Regions from separate parts of the Homo sapiens genome. Here regions 2 and 3 are each linked to region 1. A link is a loop called in an ENCODE intact Hi-C map of the cell type or tissue named here. Cell type or tissue: endothelial cell of umbilical vein. All regions are shown on one strand. Region 1 overlaps DMD (dystrophin). Region 2 overlaps DMD (dystrophin). Region 3 overlaps DMD (dystrophin).

What was found. Hi-C counts contacts between places; a loop is a spot of excess contacts. Peaks named below come from ENCODE experiments on the same cell type or tissue, not always from the same donor. Only the 100,000 strongest peaks of a DNase experiment are listed, where the experiment ranks them.
Region 2: a loop joins it to region 1, with 2.4 times the contacts of the local background. A loop is called at or near these places in 9 of 110 quality-filtered maps.
Region 3: a loop joins it to region 1, with 5 times the contacts of the local background. A loop is called at or near these places in 3 of 110 quality-filtered maps.

The regions. Positions count from the first base shown.
Region 1 is chrX:31,207,090-31,211,089 of GRCh38, forward strand. DMD (dystrophin) reads right to left here. Exons shown (of 79, transcript NM_004006.3): 65 at 2,409-2,610. Among named protein-coding and RNA genes, the nearest start is that of FTHL17, 140 kb to the left of the region's middle. In endothelial cell of umbilical vein, no CTCF peak of the experiment used is centred here; a DNase peak (open chromatin) is centred at 2,302; H3K27ac peaks cover 1,358 bases.
Region 2 is chrX:31,264,595-31,268,594 of GRCh38, forward strand. The region is part of intron 62 of DMD (dystrophin); the gene reads right to left. Among named protein-coding and RNA genes, the nearest start is that of FTHL17, 190 kb to the left of the region's middle. RefSeq lists silencers at 1,913-2,012, 2,353-2,482 and enhancers at 2,523-2,582, 2,603-2,652. In endothelial cell of umbilical vein, no CTCF peak of the experiment used is centred here; a DNase peak (open chromatin) is centred at 2,317; H3K4me3 peaks cover 1,990 bases; H3K27ac peaks cover 569 bases.
Region 3 is chrX:31,127,215-31,131,214 of GRCh38, forward strand. All of the region lies in intron 77 of DMD (dystrophin), which reads right to left. Among named protein-coding and RNA genes, the nearest start is that of FTHL17, 57 kb to the left of the region's middle. In endothelial cell of umbilical vein, no CTCF peak of the experiment used is centred here; a DNase peak (open chromatin) is centred at 1,847; H3K27ac peaks cover 1,232 bases.

The DNA.
Region 1 (4,000 bases):
AAAAATTACCAGCAACTAACTGCTCAGCCCTCTTAAATGCTCAGATCTTCATCAGATTGCCCCTTATTGAAAGAAAATTAATTACTTCAGGCCACATAACACATAATATAGAATATAAATGTTTATCTCCGTAAGAAAAATATCATACTCTATTAAACAACATTCAAATATATGATCTAAAAAATAAATTTATAAATAACCTGTTGCTATATCAGTGTTTTAATATAGATTGCTTTTATTTGCATAGCATTTTCTATATTTGCATATAGAAAACTGAAATAAAGCATTTCACATAACAAATTTATTAATAAGCTAATTTTATCCATGGGGGAAAAAAAGGAAAAATAAGAATGAAAAGTTTTCCATTTTGTAGAAAATGTCTTTCAAGACATGGAATCAATATGAATGCCCATCAATGAGAAATATGGTACATATACACTATGGAATACCATGCAGCTATAAAAAAGAATGAGATCATGTCTTTTGAACACGGATTAGCTGGAGACTATTATCCTTAGCAAACTAATGCAGAAACAGAAAAGTAAATACTGCATGTTCTCACTTCTAAGTGGAAGCTAAATGATGAGAGCTCACGAACACAAGGGAACAACAGATACTGGGGTCTTGAGGGTGGAGGGTGGAAGGAGGGAGAGGAGCAGAAAAGACAACTGTTGGGTACTGCGCTTAACCCATTTATGCTGGAGGCTGCATATTACTTTTTGTGAAAATCAGACCTTGGCGATGACCTTGAGCAGTAGGATAGGAATAATTCCCACAAGCTTAGTGTTCCAATAATGGAACACTAGGCATAAATGGGTTAATACCTGAGTGATGAAATAATCTGTACAACAAACCCCCGTGACGTGAGTTTACCTATGTAACAGACCTTCACATAATACCCCGAAACCTAAAATTAAAGTTAAAAAGTGTCTTTCAATAGTTTTTTGGCTTCTTATTTTATTACGGAAAGCTACTGGCCCTTAGATATTGGTAAAAAGAAAAAGGAGAAAATATTTCAGAATAATTCGCCTATTAGCACTTCAAAATCACAAAGGATAGGTCCCAATGGCGGTTATTTTCGGTGAACAATATGCTCAACTTCCAGCTACTAAAATTTATTAAATCCCTCAGTCAAAAAGAAATCCTGGGCACTAATGGACTAAACAAATTCCTATCACTGGAAAATTTTCTTATCTTTCTCCCTCTTAAGAAAAGGTAGATCAAAATTTAACAAATCCACTTTATACAGCAACTCAGGTCTTCAAGGAGTTAAAATTGTCACCAAATACTTTTCAGTCAGGTAGAAGGAAGTTATACATTCAGAATGCATTCACATGTCATCTGCAAAGAAAACAGTGCCAAAATATATTTGAGGGGAAACCTGAATACAAACTCTTATCAAAACTAATGTGAACGTAGTTCACAATTGAAATCCGACATGTTCAAGGACTTGGTAGATGACTATGATGAATGTAATAGTCAGGTGGTCCTGAAATTTTAAAAAGCAATACCTTATCAAAATAAGAAAGAAAAAAAGGTATAAATTTTAGTTCAAAAGGTAGTAGAAGTCTACAACAAAGGTAAAAGGCAAAACAGTTGTTTTGCAACTCTTTTCAGAAAACCTTCCCAGATTTCCAAATGGGAGTATGTTCTTGATTGGTGAAATGAGGCATGTAATAATTTTGAGATCTAAGAAGAATTTAGGCAAAATTAAGACCAATTCCTTCTGCTCCCTTCTTCAATTGTCTTCATTAAGCTCAAGAAAAAAAAAAATCAGAACTGGGGATATCTCCCTTGTGTGCAATCCAAAACAAACAATTGTTCTCTAAGAGAGAGTGATGAATGGAGGCGCCAAACTGAAACTTCATAAAATCTTATTAAAAAACAAAAGAAAACGAAAAATGTTCTCAGTTTGAGAAGCTAAGTTTGCTGTATTAAGGGCTTGTTTTCATTTTGTTTGGCCTATCAATTCATAATCTTCTGCAAAAGTGTCCTAAGTATCAGCTAAGACCATTCTGATCTGGAGACAGGTGTGCCAGTATCTCCAGGAGCACAGCCATGGCCGCCAGTGAGAGGAAGCCACCCCTGAAGTGCATGGAAGAATTCCAAAATCCATGGGCGAGAAAGGGAAAGAACCAAAGGCTATATGTCGACTCATTCCACTATTTGCAAAATGAGTGTCTCAGGGTTTTGTTTGTTTTCTAATCTGAGAGCAATCTACATTCTGGCTCTTAACTCCTAGCTTATCAAAATATTTTTCAAGTCATAAATGCAAAAATGATTTATCACAGGAAGAGCATTAGGTCCACAGCTTCCAGGGCCCTGTTGTAATGCTAATTACACTTCACCATTCTGTACGCTAAGCCTCCTGTGACAGAGCCCGGGAAATAAAAACATGCCATACGTACGTATCATAAACATTCAGCAGCCAGTTCAGACACATATCCACGCAGAGAGGGACGTTGACCAAATTGTTGTGCTCTTGCTCCAGGCGGTCATAAATAGTGGTCAAACAATTAATAATCTGCAGGATATCCATGGGCTGGTCATTTTGCTTGAGGTTGTGCTGGTCCAAGGCATCACATGCAGCTGACAGGCTCAAGAGATCCACTGCAAAAAACAAATAAAATCACAAATGACTCAAAGAGTAAAACCTTCCTTTCAGTGTCCTTTTTCCTCTGAGAATCCTAGCTAGGACTCTCTCATACCCTTTAATAAACACCAAACGTGAACCACACTCTCTTTGAAAGGTGTTTTATTTTTATGCCTCGACTCTAAGTTGATGAGTTTGATCAGTATTCAGGATCTGAAGTTGTTCTTAAATCTCACTGGCATTGGGTGAAGATATGGGCAAAGATATAATTCCCATCCTTGGATTACTGGGGAATATCTGAGAGTTAAGGGGACCTAGCCTGTTCTACATAAACAGAGTCAATTGTCACCTGAATAAGAAAAAAAAAATGTTTTAGCAGAAATTTTTAAAGAGATCCGATGATACTTTCTTGTATTAGCATTAGAGAAGATCTGTTAGATTAATCTGTATGGCTAAGGTTGTGTAAACTCTATTTCTAGCTATGCATTTATAATCATTAAGCGCTTTTCTCCTTGAAATATCAGTCACCTCAGCATCTCTCTGCTACCCTAATATTAGGTGAAAAAAATACTCTCCACTAAAATTTTCTATAGGCAAACTAAAGTAATTGCATAATCTATCCAGTTTTCAGACCTGAGGCTCGCTTATTTCTCCTTTCACCTTCAAATTGTATTTCATAATATTCTTTCTAAGTCCTCTAACAACTTTATAAGGCTGAGGGAGGAAAATTCCCTTGATCTGAGGAGGTGTTTAATCTTATGCTGGGGACAAAAATTTAACAAAAGTGAAACTTCAACCTTGTCCAACATCAGCAAATCACAAGCTTTATTCCCAAGTGTCATGAAAAGATGCATTTCTCTAAAGCCAATTTATTAGCCAAACTAGAAACACAACAACATTGCTTTTATACTACCTTATACACCTAAGCTCTGGTTGGAATTCTCAGTCCTTTGAGGCAAGGAATCAATGCTAATTAAGTAAATCTCTCATGCATCTAGGGGGAAGGGGCAATTCAATTATAAATGTAGTTCACATAAATAGAGGTAAATCCCGCTCAGTAAACACCTTTCCCAGTAATAAAGAAATGCAAACTTAAGGCTTTAGTATATTTTACAAGTTATTCATGGCCAGTTCTAATTAAATATTAAGAAAAAAACAAAAATAGTGGTTAATACCTATGTAGGTTTGTGCAAAAATACTTTTCCACCTATATTGCGCACACATTTTTCTCTTTTAAAAAAAGGAAAACAGAAAATCCTGGAGTTTCCCCAGAAGCATGAAACAGACATGGTGGTGGAAGCAGGAGTCTGCACTCCTCCCTTGGAAGGGAAGGCCCCTCTGTTTTTGCTCTGAAATACTCTAAAGATAGAGAAATGACCCTTTTCATGGAAGCTGAGACTTTCTTTA
Region 2 (4,000 bases), 58 kb after region 1:
ATACGAAGATTTCCCCTCTCCTTCTTCTTTCTACAAACCATGATAATCTTTTTCCCTTTTATTTGAGGCGGTGATAGGACCCTGATGCAAATTAAAATATAAAGTCATCGACTATGACAAAAGACCCCAGCAACACCTACTTGTCAATAATAAGAAATTAAAGCATTACTCTACTGAGCACAAGGCTGACCTAATTTCCTACCATACAATTTAAATTTTCTCTCACCTGCTTTAGTTTCAAGTAGTGTGCAAGGTTATTATAACTGCCTCAGAGCTGTTCCTGCTGTCAGTGCTGGAATAATCAGACTTATTGGAATTGCTTTTTTAGTTTCTTAAAAACAAACATTAAACACTTATAAAAAGTAACAAATATCTACTGCTGTGGCTGGGAAAATGGCAGTTGCCTAATTAAAATAAGATTTCTTCTGCCACCATTGTTATTTGGTACTGAAAATATTCCAAACAGTTGCCTTTTTAAAAAACTATCTGTCCACTACTTCCCAGGGAGAAAACTAATCGCTATGCAGCAATATAAAAAGGGAGCGTTCTCTTGCGATTTGCAGAGGATTAGAGTTTGGTTTCATATATAATCTGGAGCCCATTGATCCACACACACAAATGATTTCCCTTTAATCTGAGGATCAGACTCTTTTTCTAGAGGAACCTTGGCATTTGCGTGCTGAATTGTTGAACTTGGCTTGCATTGCTGGAATACTGGCAGGGTGTGGATGGTAAAATATATTTTAAAGTTTCTGCTACCGTGGGGCAGGGGTTTGGAGGGGTGGGCATCAATATAAGCATCAGAAATCCATTCTAGTTCCCCATTTCTTGTTCCCTGGGATATTTACCATTTTATTCTGTCTGGCTAAAGCCAGGGCAAAGATGATTGCCTCGGTGGCTGTTCCAGCTGTTAGTTGTCCTCCGTTTTATTTGCTTTTCAAGGTTTAACTCCTACCCACCCTCAACTTTGGTCAAAGCAATTTCTTTTCAGGGTCGTGTCCAATCGGAGATCAAACAATGATGACTGAAACCAATTCCACGGTGTTCAAGGGTCAGAGACCTTTCATATAACCGTGTTGCTTCATTTGCTCCACTCGCTTCTCCAACAGCAAATGTATCCTCCAAAGAGGGGCTTGAGTAAAAGGCAATAAAAAAGCTAGGCAAAAAAAGAAAGGTTGATTGGGGGTGTGGGGGGGGGGGGGGTGGGTGACAAGGAGAGATGACAGGGATAAAGCAGAAGACCAAGAAGAGTTTATTGCCCAAGGAAAAATGTAGATTTCACTTAAAGACGCCACTTAAAAGTTCACCACTTAAATCGGATGGATTTTTTTCATGATGTAAAAACAGTTTATAATTAATATTATGCCTCCCTCGAGCAACTAAACCCCTTCAATTTAAAGCTTCAAACTTAACTTCAAATTTGACTAATATAAGCAAAGTGTTCTGCCCTTTTTATTGCCGTGCTGGGATTGGGAGTGACAAACTTTGCTTGAAGATGAGCACAGACACCTGGAGAAATGCGAGAGAACACCCTAGAAATGACTCCACACCCAATCCCGAAGGGCAAAAAAAAAAAAAAAAAAAAAAAAGCCCAAACAAACAAAAATCCCCACCCCCTGAAATCTTTGACTTCTGGGCTTTAGTTGTTTGTTCTTTCTTTCCTGATTTCTGCAGGTCTTGGGGCATGGAATGAGCACGGTAGAAAATGCAGCGAGGGAAATGTCAGTTGGAATCCTCGGAAGAAATCAGGCAGAAAGTTGACCTTTTGGCACTTGCAGTGCAATGGAAGGTAGCGCCGCGTGCGCCCCTTCCTTCTACGAGTAAGAGCGACGATTTAGGAACAGCCAGCCTTGCTCACGTCCACACTGGCAGCCTGGAAAGGAGTGAAAAGCTCCCCCGGCCCCAATCCCCGCGTGAGGAACGCGTTATCCCCTCTGGGGACGGGGAGAAATCAGCTTTTTCTCTCCGAGCCCGTCCCAAAGCCGAGGGAAGAGGTTCCCCCACTAGCCCGGCGCCTGGGGAGAAACCCCGGGGGCGCACCTGCAGCCGCGCCGCGGGAACCCGCGGGAGAGGTTCCTAGACGCCCAGCCGCCCGGCGCCCCGGGTCCAGCCGCCGCGCCTGTCCAAGTTTTGACCGCCTCAGCTTGCCCCCTGCTCGCGCCACAAGTGCACGGATTGCGGCCATCAGACGGGGCCGGGGCCGCGATCCACTTACCCTTTGAGCTGTTCCCTCATGGCTGCAAGGGCTCCGCGGTCGAGTGTGGGTACGAGTGGAGGAGTGAGCTTCCCAGAGCCGCCGGGCTCCCCGAAAGTGGAGCGCCGCCGCCGCCGCCGCCCAAGCTCACAGCTGAAAGCACTGCGGAGGAGCCGGCGCGGGCGGGCCGGGGAGGGGGCGCTGCGGGCAGACGGGGCGGGGCCGTGTCGGGCTCCGCCCCCACCTAGGGACCTGGGAACCCGGACACCCAGAGACTGGGCAGTTGGGGCTTTCAAAACGGAAAGGAAAAAGAAAAGAGAAAGAAAGAAAGAAAGAAAGAAAGAAAGAGGATGGGGATTTAAGGTAGACCCAGGAACCTGGAAGCCACACACCGCTCTGCTAACACCTCCTTAAAGCCTCTAGCAAGACTACTTGTTGTCTAAATAAATGACCCAGGTGCAAATGACCTCATCCCAGATAATTAAGAGTGTGGGCTTGGAGTTTTCTTTTTAAAAAATAAAAGAAAAAAATTATATACATAATTCTCACTCTCCCTTCCTCCTCAGTTGAAGATTAAAGTGGCCGGCGATAAGGACGTGAAATTGCCGTTAGGCTCATCCTGGGCTAAAAGGGATTGTTAAAAAGACTTTGGATTTGGATTTGTGACATAGCAGCGGATCTCAAAATGTAGACCCTGGGAACAGCAGTTATCAGTATCACCTGCGAACTTCTTAGAAATGAAAATTCCCTGGGCCCGGCCCAGACCTATTGAACCAGAAACTCTGAGCATACTAATGTTTGAGAATCACTGGTATGGACTCTCTAAATTAAGACAATACCACCAGTGCTGTTGCACGGTTTGGTCCTTTAGTATTCTTTTAGGAAGATCTAGAAGGAACTTGTTTCTAATAGAATATTTTATTGGAAAAGTTACAGGGCCTGAACAGTTCAAATAATTCTAATTTTAGAGTTTGCAGTATGATGATAGAAGTTAACTACACACAATTATTTCAAGCTTGGAAATACTCAAAAGAAGAAGAAAGCCTTCATTAGCACAAGAATTTTCTGCAAACTTCACATAACACCTTAGATTAGCATCCAAAGAGCATCTTACGATAAACTGTTAGTGATATTTTCACTGCCCTTCTTTGTCCATTTATTTTGTTGGCTTGCTTTTCTTTTTATTTTCTTTCAAACATTTGCTTTCCACTCTCCTTTCCGATTGATTCATTCCACTTCGGTCTACAGTTTAAATGTGGTCCCCTTTTTAAAATTTATTTCTTAAGGGATGGGGGTCTCACTGTGTTGCCCAGGCTGGTCTCCCAACTCCTGGGCTCAAGCAATCCTCCCACTTCAGCCTCCAAGTGCCTGCGATGACAGGTGCATGCCACCATATCCGGCTTCTTTTGAAATAATCCTTTTCTGCTCAACATTTTTCCCCCTAGAATGTTTTAGGTGGAAGCACACCCGTTTTGCTTTATCTAATGCTATAGCATGGCAAAAGAGGCAAAAATAAAGTATCTGGACAAAAGCAAAAGGGAATGCCAGGATTCTTTATTACCTTTAACAAACCAAATATAAAGGTAAATGTTATCACTAAAGATATGTGCATGTAAGTATGATCGGTATTGCTATTTTTAAGCAAATATGGCACTTCTTCTGGCATTCTGGCTCATACACTGAGATTACTTAGTGTTGCCCTTTAGCAATTTTAAGCTAGTGAGTTGTGGAGGCAGCTGCTATTACGGTCTGAGGGGGGCACACTAAGATTTGCTTTGGCTGAAGTTGTCCCTTGGTCTAATAGTA
Region 3 (4,000 bases), 80 kb before region 1:
CATTTGAGAAAACAGAAAGAACAGATGAGGGGAAGAGGTAAGTCCCAGTAATGGGCAAGCCACAGAGCCAGATCCAGGAATGAGCTTTCCACTTCCTCCCCAATTCAGCAAATATCAGGAGCCTTACGAGGCAATGGCTAAAGACCCACTGGCCTTGATTCATAGATTCCTACATCTGTATGCATTTATTTGTATTTCAAAAGTAGACTCTGATGAGAAAGTGTTCTATGATAAGTCATAATTGGACAGAAAAGTAGGGACTTCTGTCCATACATGTCAATAGCCTGTCTTGGGCATGCAATTTCCTTTAAAATCTTGGTTTTCAAACTGTTTTAACTATAGCAATGGGACATCTCCTAAAACAATCTTATATGGAATTCCAATATTTTGAGCAGTTCAAAGCAGAGCTGTGAGAGATCCTGTACAGCATCTCCCTTTCCCCTCCACCCATCATTCTCAGTGGCTCCAAGAAGACTAAAAACTCCCTGAAACAATTTGAGAACTACTAGTCTGGAATGAAGAGGTATGGAGCTACGACACCAATAGAAACCTTTCAAAACTCACTCAAGGTTAGGGTTCAAAACTTCTAGTATACATTTAAGGATAGTTTCTAAGTTTTTCTTCCCTCTCTCCTTCTCTTTCTTCCCTCCCTTTCTCCTTCTCTCCCTTCCTCTCTTCCTTCTGAATTTCCTACATGACTCAGCGATTTCTTAGGAGTATCAGATTTTCAGCTTGACCACGTAAGGGCCAGGTATTTAAGATGCTCCTCAAGCCAGGGAAAAGAGGGAGAAAAATGGGTACTAGCTCCTCAGCTGTGGGTGTCACTAGTGGGAGATCCATACCAAATGATGTTCCCATCATTTGGGGAGGAGAACATCATTCTTTCCTTGATGGCTGAAATCCCAGTATGAATCACTCACCCCTTCTTTTTGATTCCTTTAGCAAGGTTTTTTTAAAAAAGTATCTTTATGTTTCATAATACTGTCTGGTGGCAGAATTAATTCCCTTCCCCTGTAAGACTATAAGCCTCTTGAGGACGGGGTCCACATGTTGCTCATCCACCTCTCTATGCCCAATGCCCTGTACCGTATATACACACTTTTGGTATTTGATAAATACTGGCTGAAGTGAATTGGTAAAGTAGTAGTTGGGTCATGACCAAGAGGAGTCCTTCTGTGTTATAAGTAACTTGCCCTTCACTGGCACACTTTAGTTTGGATGCCAAAGGTGGGTAACTTGTTTCGGCATGTAACTTTGGTCTAGTTTTGAAAACTTGAGATCTTTAGGAAGGACAGTGTTGTTAGAAAGCCATGTGATTTAGAATGTAATTATGGTTATGTACTTCAGAATGTAACGATGATTCTTTGAATGCTTAATGATACATATCTTTAGTAATTCTACACTAAGCCATATTCAGAACTCAGTTATCAATTGATTATTTCTTAATATGTAGCAGCAAATGACTTGTGTTATGTTCCAGATCCTTCTTCAGAAACCATATTTTATGAAAATGGACCTCCCAGAGCCAAGCTAACTCTAATCTCTTCTAAAATCCTCCCTCATCACTTGGGTCCCCACGTACTCATTAACACATTACAAAAGGAAGGTCCTTTTTTTCACTTTAGAAAAAGTTAAAAACAAATGATATTTTCTACTGTAAAAGGACTAGTTCTACGCTGACAAAACAGAGGCTACTTGATTACAACATTTTTAAAAGTTCTTGACCGATAAATAAAGTTTCAGATATGTTTCATTTTCTAAACATTTATTTTTTTTTGGAAATGAGTTTCTGTAGACCTTCAGTTACAGTGTCCATCTGGCAATGTGATGTGTTGTCAGGAAATGAATCAAGACAAAAGGGAAGTGTGCTGGGGCAGTCCTGAGTCTAAATAAAGGGCTTGGTCAGGTCCCGAGAAGTCTAATTTCCTCGGGCACTATAAAATTGACATTATTGATTGTAATTCATTATTTTAGAGTTGGAATTGCAGGACAGTACTGTTTCTGGGTGCTTTTAGCCTCTTTTATATTAATTCACTGACTATTTAAAATACTTAAGGAAGAATAAGTCCCTTTTTAGGATTTCTGTTATTTTATAAGTCAAAAAAATTCAAATGGCCACACTTGCAGGCTCTTTGGTGAATATGAATATAAATCTATAAATCAATTCAATTTCAGCTCAATAATCTTGTTCAGCTGAAAGTTGATCAGCACAGAAGCCTGTGACTCTATACATGTAATGAGTCAGAATGGACAACGAAATAATAGCGTAAAGCAGGGATTGGCAAATTTTCCCCATAAAGGGCCAGATAGTAAATATTTCAGGCTTTGCAAGCCCACGGTCTCTGGACCAGCTATTCAGCACTGCTGCAACTACTCTGCCCTGGTAATGAGAAAGCAACTATAGGCAACATGTAAATGAATGGGTATGGCTGTGTTCCAATAAAGCTTTATAAAAACAGGTATTGGGCCAGATTTGGCATTTGGGCTGTATGTAGTTTGCTAGTCCTGGATTAAAGGGATAACCGCTCAAATCCTTTGTGGGAGCATACAGGAAACAGAATGGTGCCTGAAAAAGGGCACACCATATTTCTATCTGCCTTTGTTCTTTATGTTGCTCTTCCATAAAAGAACCACAGAATAAGATTTTAATTTTAAAAGACGGTAGGTTTTACAAAGCTGTTGGGTTGGTAATTTAGGGGTATTTGATAGAATGTACGCGGGCTTATTTGAGAGGGGATGGTATGAAAAAAAGAGGATGGCATGGGCTGGTGGAGATAATGTGGCACAGGTCAGTAGGCAAGAGATTGTACAGGTAGCAGAAATAGTAGCACTGCTAACTGCTTTCTGGATTGTTTTACTGCATTAAGAGCTTATCTTGGCTCCTATTATTCATTCATCTATATAAAGTGGTACCACATTTTAGAGAGCCTAATACCATACTACTGACTAGGAGAGCGTTTCTTTCATCAATGCACATACATATAAAAATATCTTTGTTAGTCTGCTAAATGATCAGAGACTTATGGACAAATCACTTAATGGGGTTATTTTTTAAATTACGTTTGTTTATTGTACCCATGTAGTTTTCCTATAGAATGGCAGAGCTTTAGAGAGTACCTTATAGTAAAGTAGATAATGACTTATTACACTATAATTCAATTTCTACACATATACTTACAAAGGAAGAGATTAGAGATAGACAGATTAGATAGAAATTGGCTAATATTCAGTGTTCAAATATACACTGAGCCACTCAAATCTCCCAAGTGTTTGTGAACAACTAAGTATATCTAGAGACCAACCAGAAAGATATAATCACAAAGCTGAATGTTTACACATTCATATCTTGAATATGCTCCTGCTTATATTGCCTATTATGCAGGATAGTGTTGGCCATCGGTTTATCACTAAATGGAGAAGCATGCCACTCATTTATTAATTTTGATAACAGTTTAGCAAAGCCATTAAGATAAGATTAGAAGCCTAACTTAACCTGCTGAATGGCCATAAATAAGGCACTTGACTTTTCTTGGCTTCCAGGTACTCTTTGTGAAAATAAAAGATAAAGAAAGGTTAGCTGACACCTTCAGGACCAACTCTGTGGCAAGGGGCAACAGAAAAGTTGTAAATTTGAGGTACATAATAGCTTACCTATCTATATACTTTATGTTTATGAAGAGCATAAGTTTTTTAAAAACGGCTTTTCCTCTGTGGGCAATTATCTAGCAGGGTTAAGTAAACCACGCGGTGGTATTTAATAGCACATTTCCACTAAATGTCAGACCTCTGGCTCTCACATCTGTTTTGAGTTACTCAAACAGCTGTCCAAAACAGCTGTAGCAATCATGAACTTTGTTTTTTGTAACACAACAATGAGAACATGGATGGTAGTGTTAGAATAAAACTATAAAGGTCTCTGAGACATTAGCAACGTCTTGGCAGAAACTTCCACGGCAAAAATCTCAAAATTTAAATTTTTTTGAAAGATAATTCAACCAGG